Linked DNA regions of Homo sapiens: region 2 is linked to region 1. Evidence: chromatin contacts called from ENCODE Hi-C or POLR2A ChIA-PET data. All regions are on one chromosome and are shown on one strand. The core of a region is the stretch at or near the end of the contact, and the rest is flanking DNA. Distances in the headings are between cores, read along the strand shown.

Region 1 (7,517 bases), core at 3,181-5,680:
TTTCCTCCTTCCTCCTACCCTTTCTAAAATGTCTGGAGCTGAACTTCCTAAATACACTTTTCTCTTTCTTTCTTCCTCGTCACTTTTGTCTTGCTGAGTGTTTGGATGGTGTCCAGTGGGCAGCATATTTAATACTCAGCTTTGGGCTGACATACCAGGCAGAGATGAATTCACTTTTCTAGGGCCAAGCTTTCAGCCACAGTAATTTGCTTACATATGGGGGGAATTGAGCAAGTAAGTACATACACTGAAGATAAAGGTAGCCAGATTTCCTGCTGTTGAACACACATATGCACACTTGTTTATACACAAAAATTTTCTAGGGTCTCTGCTGAGAGAGGCTAGTAATGAACACTTCTAGTGCTCAGAGTTTTTTCTAAATGCCACTTTCCACTAAAGAAACCAAAATTCGTGGCAGAGAAGGCTGATTCCAAGGCAGGTCAGGAAAATACAAGATAAGCATGGCACATTGTAGTGCCAGAAAATAAGGAAGTGATGAAAGAATGATGGAAACATGTCATAAAGGGGCTTCTATTGGCTAAGTCTAAGAAAATTTGAAATCAGAATTAAAAAATAATAGTAATAAATTGATTAAAATTTGAAGTCATGAGTCTATATTGATGTAAACGAATAAACAAGAAATATATGGTATAGCAAGGAAAACCCTACCTTACAGTAAAATGCCAACTAATAAATCTAGAAGGACTGATAACATTAGAAAATTGTCATTTGGCATCCATCACAGTGATAACAGATTCAAACAAGAAGCATCAATGGAGAAATCTGGCAGGAGAAAATATGATGAGAAACAGAATATTTACAGTCTCAAAGCTTCTCCCTACAAAACACAAAGATTCTCCCCACAAAACACACATTGCCTATTAATTTATGAATGTGACATATTTGCTAATTCACCTTGTAACAGAGAAACCTGGCAGACCCAATCTTAAAGAAACAGAAGTTAACATCATGAAACCACGGAATAAATTGAGATCATGTGATGCCTAAGAGGACTCACTGATTGAAGCACAGCATCTCCTCTAAGATATTCCTGTCAAGGGGTCACAAACATGAGGAAACATCAGACAGACCTATATTGAGGCACATTTAATCACGTAACCAGCCTGTATTCCTCAAAAATGTCAAAGTCATGAAAGATAAGGCTGGGTGCGGTGGCTCATGCCTGTAATCCCAGCACTATGGGAGACCAAGACCACCTAAGGCCAGGAGTTTGAAACCAGCCTGAGCAACCCAGCAAGATCTTGTCTCTCAAAAATAAAAATAAAAATAAAAATAAAAAAGGAAAGAAAAAGACAAGAAAAGACTGGCAACTATTCCAGATTGAAGAAGACTGAAGAGGCATGACAACTAAAATCAACGAGTAATCCTGGATTAAATCCTAGATCTAAAATGGAAATGATTGGGACAAATGGGGTAATTTATGTAGAGTCCATGAATAACATGATGTAAAGAATTTAATATATATCCCCCAAAATCCATATGTTGAAGCCCTAACCCCTCAATGTAGCTGTATTTGGATTAGGAAGTAATTATGGTTGAATGAGGTCATAAGGGTGGGAACCTGATCTCATGGGATTGGTGTCCTTATAAGAGACATAAGAGCTCATTTACTCCAATCTATGTAAGGCCACAGCAAGATGGTAGATGTCACAAGCCAGGGAGACCCCTCACCAGGAAGTGAATCAGTTGATACATTGATCTTTGACTTTCCAGCCTTCAGCACTTTGAGAAACAAGTATTTCTGTTGTTTAAGCAACCAGTCTGTGGTATTTTGCTATTGGTAGTCCAAGCTGACTACATATGGTAATACTGGATAAATATTAACTTACTGATTTTGATGCCTGCTCTGTGGTTTGGAAGGAGAAAGTGTTCTTGTAATAGGAAATAAACAAGTAAGTATGCAGATAAAGACTGAAGAATCTTTATCATTCTCTAATCTTGGTGAAGGGTATACAAGAAATTTGAGTACTATTATGTTGCAGAAATATTTTAAATTGTTTAATATGTTTGTTAATTGGACATTGAACTAAATTATGTTCTACACATTTCATTCAAAATATAAGTAAAAAACCAAAATATTTAGTTGTCATTCAGAAGTATTTCATAAACATGAACTGTCATTTCACATTATCATACTAAGATCAGATACAATGCATATTTTCTTTTATTAAAGTAGAAAGCTACAAAGACCAACACCACTTCATTGCTATCAATATCACTGTACATAAGAGTTTCATTTTGCAATTATTATACAAAAAATGAAATACTGGAGTCCAAGACAAAGACTGTATACTGACATATATTTATACTGCTACCTGGAGCTACAAAGAAGGGGTGCCTGGAGAAACAGAATGGTGAGTGGAAATGTACTGTTGGTATCAAGGATTTCAGTCTATGCTGTAAGAAAATTAAACTTTGAGAAATCTCATCCTAGAAGAGCTGAGAATCTGGTACAAGAACCAAGGTGCATGCAGATGAAAAAGATTTTCAAACACTGTCATCACACAATATGAATAAATTTGTAGAATCATGGAGACCTGAAATTTTTGAGACAGTATGCCAGAGTATAGAAAGAAGTCAGAAGGTATTTATATTTTATTGGTTCTGCAATTTTCTGGCCCTGTGACCACAAGTTAATCAATTACTCACTCAAGGTGACCATCATCACTCATGTGGACTACTGCAATTGCTTCCTAATTGTTCTACTTCCATTCCTCCCCCTACCTTTAATCCATTCTCCACAAAGTAATCAATATCTTTTCAAAAATGTGAGTCAGATCACATCACTTGTATGTGTCAAACATTCCAATAGCTTCCTATTACTTTTAGAATAAAATCCAAACCCTTGGACATGGCTTAAAAGGCTGGTATTACCAGGCCTTTGTTACCTGTTCTGACCCCATTTCCTACCACTTTCCACTCTGCTATGTTGGGAACACAGTGGCCTTCTTTCTGTTCTTCAATCATTCTATCTCTTTCCTTCCCCTGGGCCTTTGCTTGGCCTGGAATTGTTATTGAGTAGGTAGCTCCTTATCATCGTTCAGATCTAAACTCAAATGTCACCTCTTCAAAACGTCCTTACTTTACTACCGCTTCTCATGACTGTCAATCATACTATGTTATTACATTGTCTTCACTGCACTGATTGTTATCTGAAATTCCCTTATTTCGGTAACTGTTACTTGATTATTTTCTGAGTCCCTCAGCAGAAAGGACACTCCATCACTGAAGTGATCTCCCGACTTGTTCTGTGCTATAGTGCCAGCAGGTCGATTGGTGTCAGGCCCACAGTTGAGAGGGCAATAAATAAATAAAATGTCGAATGACTAGTTAAAATTTCTCAGGCCTCCAAGTTCCTCATCCACATAGTGGGGATAATTATACCTGCTCTGGCCATTAGAAATGGCCACGTAGCAAGTAGAAATACAGCCTAACTTTTAACTACATTCTTACTATGCCTCAGTCATCATGAAAGACGTTATATGAATATTATTCATTTACTGTTCTGATTTCCATTTTACAAGTAAGGACACCAGGTCTTAGAGGACAAGTAACTGACCTAAGGGCACAGGGCCATGGTGAGGACCCGGGTAAAAATCCAGAACCCCCTAACCTCAGAACCTGAGCTCTTAACTGCTATTTTATAGTTTCTAGAAAGATGCTTCCTTCTAACACAGTAAAATCCGCTATGCTGTCTGCCCCCCTCGAGTTCGTCCTGTGGGACAACTGAAGAAAGCTATTACATCCTCCCACGGGGTTCGTTTCTTTCAGTCTCTCCTTAAATGGCCCTCCTATCCTGGTCACTCTCTCCAGAACAAACTTCAGCGTGACAGCCTCCCTCCTGCTCCAGCTGTGGTGCTTTCCACTGGGCAAGTTGTAAGGGGCATCAGAGCAGGGGAAGCCGACTGCCCACGGGCTGAGAAAATGCAGGTGTCGTGGGTGCCCATGAGGGCTGCGGTTAACACAGCAAGGCTTCCTGAGAGAGGTGATACTTGAACTAAGTCCAGGGCAGTGAGCACAGGAGCCAGCGGCCAAGGGACCCCAGGAGAAAAGACCGCGGGAGAGCGTCGCCGGGGCTGCCGGGTCGAGACAAAGGCTGGTGGAGTTTAAATAAAGATCACAGGCGCAACCCCAAGTGATGGCAAGCTTGCACGCGGACGGGCGAAACGCATTTTCCTAAATGTTAAGAGACGTTCTGGCGAGAAGCGAAGTGGGAGTAACAGTCACAAAGCAAAACGCAAACTTACCCGTAATCTGGCAACCCGGCCTCCGTAGCCCGACTGCAAGCGCTGCCACCTGAGGAGCCTGGTAGCCAAGGCAGCGGCAGGCTCAACCCAGATCTCGCGAGACGGAGCACGCCTCGCGAGATTTGACCTCTCGTCCCTGAGAGGCGGGTGGGTGTTAGTTCAGAGGGTTATGGGAGGGCTCTGGCGTCCTGGATGGAGGTGCGTTCCTTTCTGTGGCTGGCGCTGGATCCACCCTGGGTCTCCAACCAGGGCTGCAGAGAGGGTAGAGCCGTTTCTTAGGCCAGAGTGGAGTGGGACAGGAGGTGCCGAGAGAGGACTGAGGTGGCTTGGGACATGGAAGCGCTGCAGCCTTCGAGCCCGGCATCCAGCATTGCAGCCGCCGCGGCGGCCTAAGAGCTCGAACCCTTTCACACGCGCGCAGGAGGAGGAGCGGCGGCGGCAGAACAAGACGACCCTCACTTACGTGGCCGCTGTCGCCGTGGGCATGCTGGGGGCGTCCTACGCTGCCGTACCCCTTTATCGGCTCTATTGCCAGGTAGGGGCCGGCGCCGCCCGCAGGGTGGCGCAGACGCGAGAGGTGGGGGTGCAAGACAAATCCCGGGACAAGCCCTCGCTCTGCGGGTCGTAGGTGGAAGAGGTTTCCGATATTATCTACCTAAGAGGAGAGAGGTTCAAAACAGTCACTTAACACCCAAAGTCACCAAAGAAATTGGTGACAAAACTGCAAGTAGCATCCAGTTCTTAGTGATTGTGCTTATACCATGCTGCAGAGTGAAACCCCTGATCTATGAACTGCACCTCGCCAAAAAAAAAAAAAAAGGTCCGCAGCCTCTAACCGGGTATCTAGCAGTCTGCCTTACCCTCCTGCGCACACACGCTTTTAAAATGTATTATTCATACATTCACTCTGCAAACCACATGTGGTTTATGTGCCAAGGGTAACTCTGGAAATTGGACTACTCGTGTTTCTTGGGCTTAAACTGGGATTAGCAGTTCCTCCGTACAAAGAGGCATGAATTAGGCCTTTGAGGCTCTCTCGCCCCACCCCTGTTAATATATAACTGTAATGTACTTAACCTGGAAACTGTTAAGTACATTGCAACGGTTCTGGGAGTGTGGCGCCCAGGACCGGCAGCATCAGCATCACCCGGGAACCTGTTAAAAGTGCAAATTCTAGGGCCCGACTCCAGGACTGAGTCAGAAACACGGGGTGGGGGGGTGGGGCGGGGAGAAGAAGGGGAGTGGGACCAGCACTCTATATTTTAGTTAAGTCCTGTAGTTGATTTTGAGGGCAAGTTTTGAGAACCACAGGCAAAGACAAGTTTCACGTATTTTAGAGATTTCTCCTTTGTTCTTAGCTAATAATTTGCAGCTTTGGCTGGCCATTAGGATCACCTATGGAGCTTAACGTTAAATACACGTTCCAGGGATCCCCTACCCCAGAGATTCTGGTTAGGAAGTCTAGGGTAGGGACAGGAATTTCGGTTTAAAAATCATGCCACAAGTGATTCAGTAAGTGTTTAAGATAGTGGCTCCCAAAATTCATTGTACAGCAACATTGGGAATCACCTGGACAGCTTCTAAAAATCCACACACATTACCCATTTTATCACAAGGCCACAGTGGGAACCAGGCATCAGTAATTGTCAAGTATGTTTTAGGTGATTCCAGCGTGCAGGAAAGTTTGGGAATTGTTTTTTTAACACCATGACTGGTATTCTTAGCTGGAGTTCACTCTTTCCGTGTGTGTGTGTGTGTGTGTGTGTGTGTGTGCGCGCGCGCGCACGTTTATTTATTTAAATTTGTAGAGACGAGGTCTCCCTATGTTGCTCAGGCTGGTCTCAACTCCTGGGCTCAAGTGACCCTCCTGCCTTGGCCTCCCAAAGTGCTGGGATTACAGGCGTGAGCCACCATGCCCGTGGAAATCAATTTACCTTTCTTTTAGATGATGAAGCAGAAGACAAAAGGACTTTTCTTTTCTGGCATAGTCTCCTAATGCCAGCATTTATGTGGGAATGTGCAATAGTTGATTTTGAGGATGAGTATAGAATGTGAATTACTTTTCATCAGAGACCAAGCCCAAGCATGAATTCTAAAACTACCAGTTGGTTAAATCATAAGCAGAACTGAATCCAAATCAGCAAATCTAGATCCTTCTCAGACCGCCAGGAGATTTTTGCCCCTCAGGGAACATTTAGCGATGTGTGAAGACATTTTTGGTTGTCACAACATGGAGGTGGGGGTATAGGGTGCTACTGGCATCTAATAGGTAGAGGCTAGGAATGCTACTAAATAACCAACAAAGCACTGCCTCACCCCCAAACAACAAAAAATTATTCAGCCCAAAATGTCCATAGTTCTAAGATTGAGAAACCCTGCCCCAAACTGAAATAACTGATAATATTGCGTGTGAAATGTGCCCACATGCAATCATAGATCAGGAAGCCAAATGTAATTTGTAATCTATCAGGTTCTTAGAGCTAGTAGCACAACTAGAATAGAGACCAGGACATCTTTTTAGTGCTGTTTTCTAGTCTTTTTGTCTATTTTACTTTAGGCATTGAACTTAGAAATTTGAACCCATATTCAAAGACTATATTGGAATCTTTATTGAGGGAGGACACTTAAAAGTATTTTTATTTAAGTGACTTAAATTTTTTAGTAAAAGAAGTTACATCTTAAACACAGCACTCAGGCAGAAGGATAAACAAGGATAAAGGCTTGCCCTCTGATGCATCTTTTAGGGATATAATGTAATTCAGTAATGTTGCATGGCAGTCAAATGAAGTTAGTTGACTTGCGTAACAAACAGAGAATGCTAAAACACTGTATCTTGCTGGGAGTCTTCCCCTAGCCTCAAATTTGTTTTTTGTTTTTTCTTCCTAGCATAGTAACAGGCAAATTATCCAGAAATCAGAATTCTGGCAACCTCAAGTATCAGAAGAAAGATGACCTTGGAAGTAAGGGCGTTTTTTTTTTTCTTTTGAGATGGAGTCTTGCTCTGTTGCCCAGGCTGGAGTGCAGTGGTGTGATCTCGGCTCACTGCAACCTCCGCCTCCCGGGTTCAAGCAATTCTTCTGCCTCAGCCTCCCGAGTAGACCTGGGACTACAGGCGCGTGTCACCACACCCGGCTAATTTTTTTCTATTTTTAATAGAGACGGGGGTTCACTGTGTTAGCCAGGATGGTCTCCATCTCCTGACCTCATGATCCGCCCCCCGTGGCTTCCCAAAGTGCTGGGTAAGGGCTT
Region 2 (7,517 bases), core at 1,374-3,873, 120 kb before region 1:
TGGGCAATAGAGAGAGACCCTGTCTCCAAAAAACAAAAAACAAAAAACAAACAAAAAACAAAAAACAAAAAAAATGTTTTTTTGTTTAATAAATTCATGCTTCTTAATAAATATATGCTCTGGGGGAAATGAGGAAAAGAATGATGAATGTCTGAGGTCCAGAATAAGTAGAATGAGAAGACGCCATATCAAGTCTAAGCTTTAGCTCCTAAAGAAGGGAAGAATTTAAAAGATAAATCCCATCAAGGCCTTTAAAATGTTACAGTACTGCCTTTCCCCTTTTTCTCATAAAACCTTTTCTAATCTGCTTAAGTAACTTCTAATTAGCTTCAGATGTAACAGAAAAAAGGCAGCTACTACTCACATTCTTCTTAAAAGGTAATATATTGCTGATTTCAGATAGGAACATCTGAAGTGATGCAGGAGACTTGCACAGACAAATACATGCAATCAGATGGTCACTGCTTGACAGTCTTATTTTTCAATTGGTTGAGTAAAAATAACATAGTTATTGAATCAACCTGTAAAAGTTGAACATCCATTTCTTTTGTTGCCTAAAATAATATGCCAAAGATTTTTCAGAGTAATGAGACCTACTAAATTACATGGTTGTTAATAAAATACAAAATCATAATCTTTCTTTACTGAGAGAAATTAGGACTTTTTTTACTGTTAATAGAAATATTTTCAAAATGTTATGTATTTCATTTCATTTATTTATTTATTGTTATTTCAATAGTTTTGGGGGAACAGGTGGTGTTTGGTTACATGGATAAGTTCTTTAGGTGTGATTTCTGAGGTTTTGGTGCAGCCATCACTTGAGCAGTGTACACTGCACCCAATGTGTAGTCTTTTATCCCTTAACCCCCTCCCAGCCTTCCTACTAAGTCCCCAGAGTCCATTGTGTCATTCTTAGTCTTTGCGTCCTCATATCTTAGCTCCCACTTATAAGTGAAAAGATAATGATGTTTGGCTTTCCATTCCTGAGTTACTTCCGTTAGAATAATGGTAACATCCATATTTTTGATATTACAGGTTGAGTACCCTTATCTGAGATGCTTGGACCAGAAGTATTTTGGATTTTGGAATACTTGCATATACATAATGAGGTACCTTAGGAATGGGACCCAAGACTACAACATACAATTCATTTGTTTCATAAGCACCTTTTACACAGCTTTTATAGAATATTTGTAACAATTCTGTGCGTGAACCAAATTTGTGATCATTGAACCATCAGAAAGTAAAGGTGTCACTATTCTGGTCACAATTCTGTGCGTGAACCAAACTTGTGATCATTGAACCATCAGAAAGTAAAGGTGTCACTATTCTGGTCACCCATGTGGACAATCTGTGGTTGTTTGGCATCACCATCATGCTTGCTCAGAAAAAAATATATCAAAGCTGAAGTGGGCTGGGAGGGTGTTTTGTTTTGTTTTGTTAGTTTTTTTTCTCTTGGGGACGCTGAATAAACTGTGTTATGCTCCTGTGTTTTGACTACCACCCATCACATGAGGTCAGGTGTGAAATTTTCCACTTCTGGGGCCATATCTGCACTCAAAAGTTTTGGATTTTGGGGCATTTCAAATTTGGGATTTCAGATTTGGGATGTTCAATCTGTATAAGAAATGCAGTAATAAAAATACATGTATATACTTATACACATCTTTTTTGCAAAAAAAATAGTAACAGGTGGGATTATTGAGTGAGAATATATGACCATTAAAAACATTTTAACTTTCAAAAAAACCTTCCAAATGGATATTTAAAAAGCTCTTGATATATACTGCAAAACGGATTCCCAAGGATGTCATGCCAATTTATATTCCCCACCTGTAGTGGATGAAATGTTTACTTTCAACTTTAATTAGTGGCAGGCCCAGATGGCTCATAAACTGGAGGGATTTTTTAAAATGCCTAATACATGAGCAATTTAAGAAAATAAAGTATATTCTCTACAGAAGGATTCCCGCTCCTTGCTTCCTTTGCTTAGGCATCATTTAGGGCCTCTTGGGTGTAGAAACCTTAGCTCCAATTGCTGATCTCAATTCTGTGAAATCTCTGAAGCTTAAAATCCTACTTATCATGATAGTTTCATATTGTTTCTGATGCAGGGTGATATTCCTTTCTTGTTTTTTATCTAAACACACACACACACACACACACACACACACACACACACAGACACACACACACACACACAATTTAAAATGTCATTTCTATGTGTAAGAGCAGAATGGGAAGGTTTTAGCATGAGATCCCTCTTCTATCTTGATCCTGAAGTCCACTATGAATCTTGAGAGCTGTATTTCCTGGCTTTATTTGTGGACCTTTTCACAATCATATATTTATATGTATATGTATGCATTTGTTTATAAGAGCTAGAATAGCCTGAATGAGATGTGTGTGTATATATACACATTATATATGTTATACATTTTTATTCATAAAAGCTTGAATTTAGAGAGCTCTCTACTCAGAACTGGTTTTTGACCTTTTAAAGAATGTGTAGACCCTTTGATTGCCCTAAAATTTGACCAAATTGTTGTTGGAATTACCCTCTCAAACCTCTGGGTGAAATGTACCTTTGCATTGTGAGTTTAAGGATGACTCAGCAGTCTGAGTGGGGTGAAAAGTGACTTAGAACAAGAGGTGGCTGCGCAGAGTGATGTGGCTTTTGGTGCTGAAGCTGTCGTGCCAACTCCTCTTACATTTAAAGCTTCCTGTATGCCCCAGTGTCTGTCAGATCTAAAGTGTGTCTCCACTTTCTAAAGGATCAAGCCCCAGTTGTCCTTCTGCTTGACAAATAATCTGTGTGAACCTGAGGATTTCAACAAATGCCACTGACTCACTAAGATAAAAAAGAGTGAAAAGAGATCGTCTGCCCCCTACCCCCAGCCTGTCTTTGACTTTATTCATTACTCCTTCAAATCAGAACATATTAAGAGTGTCCTCCTGCCAGGGTTCCTGCCAGTCAGTTATTCCCACAATCGTTACTGTTGTTTAGCAGTGGGAGTAACAGGTTGGCCCTTCCTGCTTTCCATCCATGTGGTCCTATCTCTCCTATATTAAAAAGATTTTAGGATTCACCTGTAACAGCTAGTGCTTTTGAAGATTTTTGCCCTATTTTGTATTCTAGTTATCATTTCCATGAGGCCTGAAGGAAGGTAGTTAAAGGCCTGTGCTTATGCTGTCAATTTAACAAGAAGTCAATATATTCTCTTTTTATTAAAGACCTCATATGGGTTACCTGGCCAGATTTTTTCTTATTATGCATTTCTAAAGATAGAACTGCCTCTTTATGCTTTTGTTACATAATCATTTTGTCAATCTATATGTCAGTTAAACAGAAATTGCAGTTCTGAACATGTAGTTCAAAACTATTTTATTTCAAATAGAAACTACACAAAGGCATTATAATGATATAGAACATGTAAATATAAGGAGATCAATAGAAGCATCTCCAGGGGTTCCAATACTGATTAAAAATGCCTATTCTGTTTTCAGACTGTTTTCACTGTGAATAATGACAGAACAGACAAAAGTTTCCTCACAGTTAGCAATAAACAACTGAAAGATAAGATGCTGATTAAGACATTTAGCCACAGTTTCCGGTGACAATTACATTCTAACACAACATCAATAATAACATTAAATGATACATATTATGAAAAGCTCTCATCTACCATATTTTCAAATGTATCCAAGTTGAAAGAAGCTTTAGACAATAATAATTTAATACCTACCACAGCGAGAAAGTAAAATTAAATTAATTACTTTAAATAACAATAATGTGGCACCAGCAGTAGTCATGGCAGTGGCAGCAGCAGCAACAACAACAACAACATCCATACAGGGAACATCTTACCCTACCAGAGGCTCTTTTGGGAATTTCATATGTACTACATTTAATCTTTCAATCCTGCCACTTTGATATTATGAGATCCACTTTTTATATGCAAAAACAGACCTAGAAATTAAGCAATTTGGCCAATGAAATTGGATGAACAATTGGGGTGCTCTGTGGAGCATCTCTAAGGAACATCAGAGATTCTGTGGAGCATTGTTTACATGTATTCAAACTGCTGCTTCCTTCCAGGCTGCCTCTATGATTTACACACTTCTCTACTGTTAGAGGTATTCTGGTGAGGCTGGGATGGCCATGTATGCAATGATGTGGAAAGCATTCATGTTCCTTATACATGGGAGAGTCCTAGGTCGGGGTTCATAAATACTCTGAAAATGGATCCAAAATGTGTATAATCTCACATTTCTGGGAAGAAGATTTTCATCAGATTTCAATGGAGTCCACAATCCAGGAAAGCTTTAGAATTGTCTTCTAGGCCTGGCACGGTGGCTCACGCCTGTAATCCCAGCACTTTGGGAGGCTGAGGCAGGTGGATTACCTGAGGTCAGGAGTTTGAGACCAGCCTGACCAACATGGTGAAAACCTGTCTCTACTAAAAATACAAAAATTAGCCAGGTGTGGTGGCAGGCACCTGTAATCCCAGCTACTCAGGAGGCTGAGGCAAGGAGAATTGCTTGAACCTGGGAGGCGGAGTTTGTGGTGAGCCAGGATCACATCATTGTACTCCAGCCCGGGCAACAGAATTGTCTTCTAGATATTCCTTAGAGCCTGGTTTTAAGCTGTAAGAGCCAATAAATCTTATCCTTCAGCTTTCTGAGAAAATCCCATAGTATAACATCCTAGAGAACACTTATATTAAGAAGAAAGTAGAGGCAATTACCCAAGTAAAAATTTCAAATTGTAACTTGAAATAACCAGATAGCCAAGGCAAAGAAAGAAAATGAGGGAGGGGTTGTGGCTGAATTATCTACCTCATGGTAGTAATTTTGTTTTCCATGCAGAAAAAGCTGCTGCTTAAAGAGAAAGAAAATCAGCTGAATTTAATCTGAATTATTAAACTTGAAAAGCTATGTCATACAAATTTATAAAAAGTACTGGCAAAATGTGCCAACATTAGCAATTATATTTCTAAATAAAAGGACAACATAGATTTGCTAGTTTTAAACATCAAAGCATAACCCTTGCAAGAGGTAATACCTCTATAAGGAAAACTATAAAATGCTCATGGGAAAACTACAAAATGCTCATGGAAGAAACTGAAGAGGCTATAAACAAATGGAAGGATATCCCATGCTCACAGATCAGAATAATTATTAATAGTACTGTTAAAATAACAATACTACCCAAAGCAATCTACACATTCAATATAATACCCATCAAAATACCAATGACATTCTTCACGGAAACAGAAAAAAATTCTAAAATTTTAATGGAACCACAAGAGACCCTGAAGAGCCAAAGCAAACCTGAGCAAAAACAACAAAGCTGGAAACATCACACTACCAGACTTCAAAATATACTACAAAGCTGCAGTAACCAAAACAGCATGGGACCGGCCTAAAATCACACAGACCAATGAAACAGAATAGACAACCCAGAAATTAATCCACATATTTACAGCCAACTGATTTTTGACAAAGGTGCCAAAAGCATTGGGAAAGGATAGTCTCTTCAACAAACGGTACTGGAAAAACTGGATATCCATATGCAGATGAATGACCCTATACAAAAATCAACTCAAAATGAAGCAAAGACCTAAATGTAAGATCTGAATATAAAACTACTAGGAGAAAAAAATAGGGGAAACACTTCAAGACAATGGTCTGGGAAAAGATTTTATGAATGAGACCTCAAAAGCACAGGCAACAAAAGCAAAATAAACAAATGAGATTATATCAAACTAAAGACCTTCTGCACAGCAAAGGTAACAATCAAGAGTGAAAAGACAACCTATAGAATTGGAGACAATATTTGCAAACTACTCTTCTGACAGGGAATTAATATTCAGAATACACAAGGAACTCAAACTACTAGCAGAAAACCAACAGCAAAAAACCAATCAATCTGATTTAAAAAGTGAGCAAATGATCTGAACAGACATTTCCCAAAAGAAGACATACAAATGGCCAGCAAATAGATGAAAAATGCTCAACATCACTAATCGTCAGGGAAATGCAAATCAAATCCACAATGAGTTACCATCTCACCCTAGTTAAGATGACTATTATCAAAAACACAGAAAGTAAATGCTGGAGAAGATGCAGAGAAAAGGGAACCCTTGTACACCACTGGTGGGAATGTAAACTAGTAAAGCCACTATGGAGATCAGTATAAAGGTTCCTCAAAAAACAAAAATAGAACTACAATATGAGTCAGCAATCCTACTACTGGGCATTTATCCAAAGAAAAGAAAGTCAGCATATTGAAGAGACATCCTGCCATGTGTATTGCAGCACTATTCACAATAGCCAAGATATGGAATCAACCTTAGTGTGCAACAACAGACGAATGGATAAGGAAAATGTGGTATGTGTGCGTGTCTCCATATACGAATAAAAAAGTTGATCTCACGGAAGTAAAAAGTAGAACAGAGGGTACTAGAGACTGGAAGGACACGGAGAACAGGGGGATAGGGAGAGATTTGTTAAAGGATAAAAAATTACAGCTAGATAGAAGGAATAAGTTCTAGTGTTCTATACTAGTGCAGGATGAGTATAGTTAACAATAATGTACTATATAGTTTGAAATAGCTAGAAGGAGGATATTGAATGTTCCCAACCAAAGGAAATGATCAATGTTTGAGATGATAGATATGCTAGTTACTCTTATCTGACTATTGTATATTATGTGTATCAAAATATCACTATGTACCCCATGCATACATACAATTATTACTTGTCAATTGAAAATAAAATTTAAATAAAATATAAAAAACCTGATTGCATAATTAATTTATAACCAGCCTGGAAATTACTGAGTATCATTGGGGAAAAAAAAGTGCTGATGAAATTTTTTACTTTTCTTCCAAATAAGTTCTGCAGAATTTCGAATATATTCTTTGAATAATCATGTTTGACAGATACTGAAGTTAATGTTAGCAAGATAATGAAAATTAATGATGGCAGTGTTCACTGGGCTATGTCTGTGCAGGTGTTTCCCTCCACTGTTGCCACCCCAACATAAAAATGTCTGATATATAAAATTCTGAACTTACACATAACACATTACGAGTGATTATTTTCATTCCTCCTAAAACCCACAGAATTTCTTCACATAATTAGCTCTTAGGAGTTTTTGATATATAATTTGATTTTTACAAATGTATTAGGTTATACAAATTTTTAAGTATATATTTATTGGGAAAACTGAGTAGACACTATGAGTGGCATAGTTTCCAATCCTCCATAACACAGTTGTGAAATCAGAACTTACCCCAGAGGGTCTTTGAATGTTACCCCATACCAAGCCAAGCCATCTATTACCCAGAACTGTACTGAAAACATCATTTTGATAGTTAATTAACATGGAACTTTACATCTTTCTTTCTCTCTTTCTCATTCTTTTTTCATCTATTCCCCAGCATAGGGAAGATTAAAAGTGGCAAACTAGAGGGATGGTGGAATGTTAGAAGCAAGCAGAAAGACAACTA

Evidence for each region. A loop is a pair of places that touch in the nucleus more often than their neighbours do. ChIA-PET counts read pairs that join two places held with the same protein, here RNA polymerase II (POLR2A). Pooled maps may share reads with other maps.
Region 2: a pooled map shows a loop between it and region 1 (9-fold over the local background). The contact joins the enhancer-like site here to the promoter of COX11 in region 1. A Hi-C loop is called at or near these places in 2 of 37 single-sample maps with no recorded cell type and 10 of 50 pooled maps. POLR2A ChIA-PET finds 5 or more read pairs at or near these places in 2 of 52 experiments (GM10248 and GM12878).

Annotation. Positions count from the first base shown.
Region 1 is chr17:54,965,567-54,973,083 of GRCh38, reverse strand. It overlaps COX11 (cytochrome c oxidase copper chaperone COX11), which reads left to right and starts at 4,430. Exons shown (of 4, transcript NM_004375.5): 1 at 4,430-4,803. The coding sequence starts at 4,438. STXBP4 (syntaxin binding protein 4) reads right to left here and starts at 4,319. Exons shown (of 18, transcript NM_178509.6): 1 at 4,269-4,319. RefSeq lists enhancers at 4,002-4,051, 4,132-4,231, 3,462-4,410, 4,412-4,491, 4,502-4,561 and 1 more.
Region 2 is chr17:55,085,522-55,093,038 of GRCh38, reverse strand. The region is part of intron 16 of STXBP4 (syntaxin binding protein 4); the gene reads right to left. LOC107985002 (a long non-coding RNA gene) reads right to left here. Exons shown (of 2, transcript XR_001752943.2): 1 at 365-7,517. Among named protein-coding and RNA genes, the nearest start is that of STXBP4, 120 kb to the right of the region's middle. RefSeq lists an enhancer at 2,796-2,895. Within about 2 kb of position 2,623, at least 3 of the 41 ENCODE cell types and tissues checked have a DNase peak (open chromatin) inside an H3K27ac peak, as active enhancers do.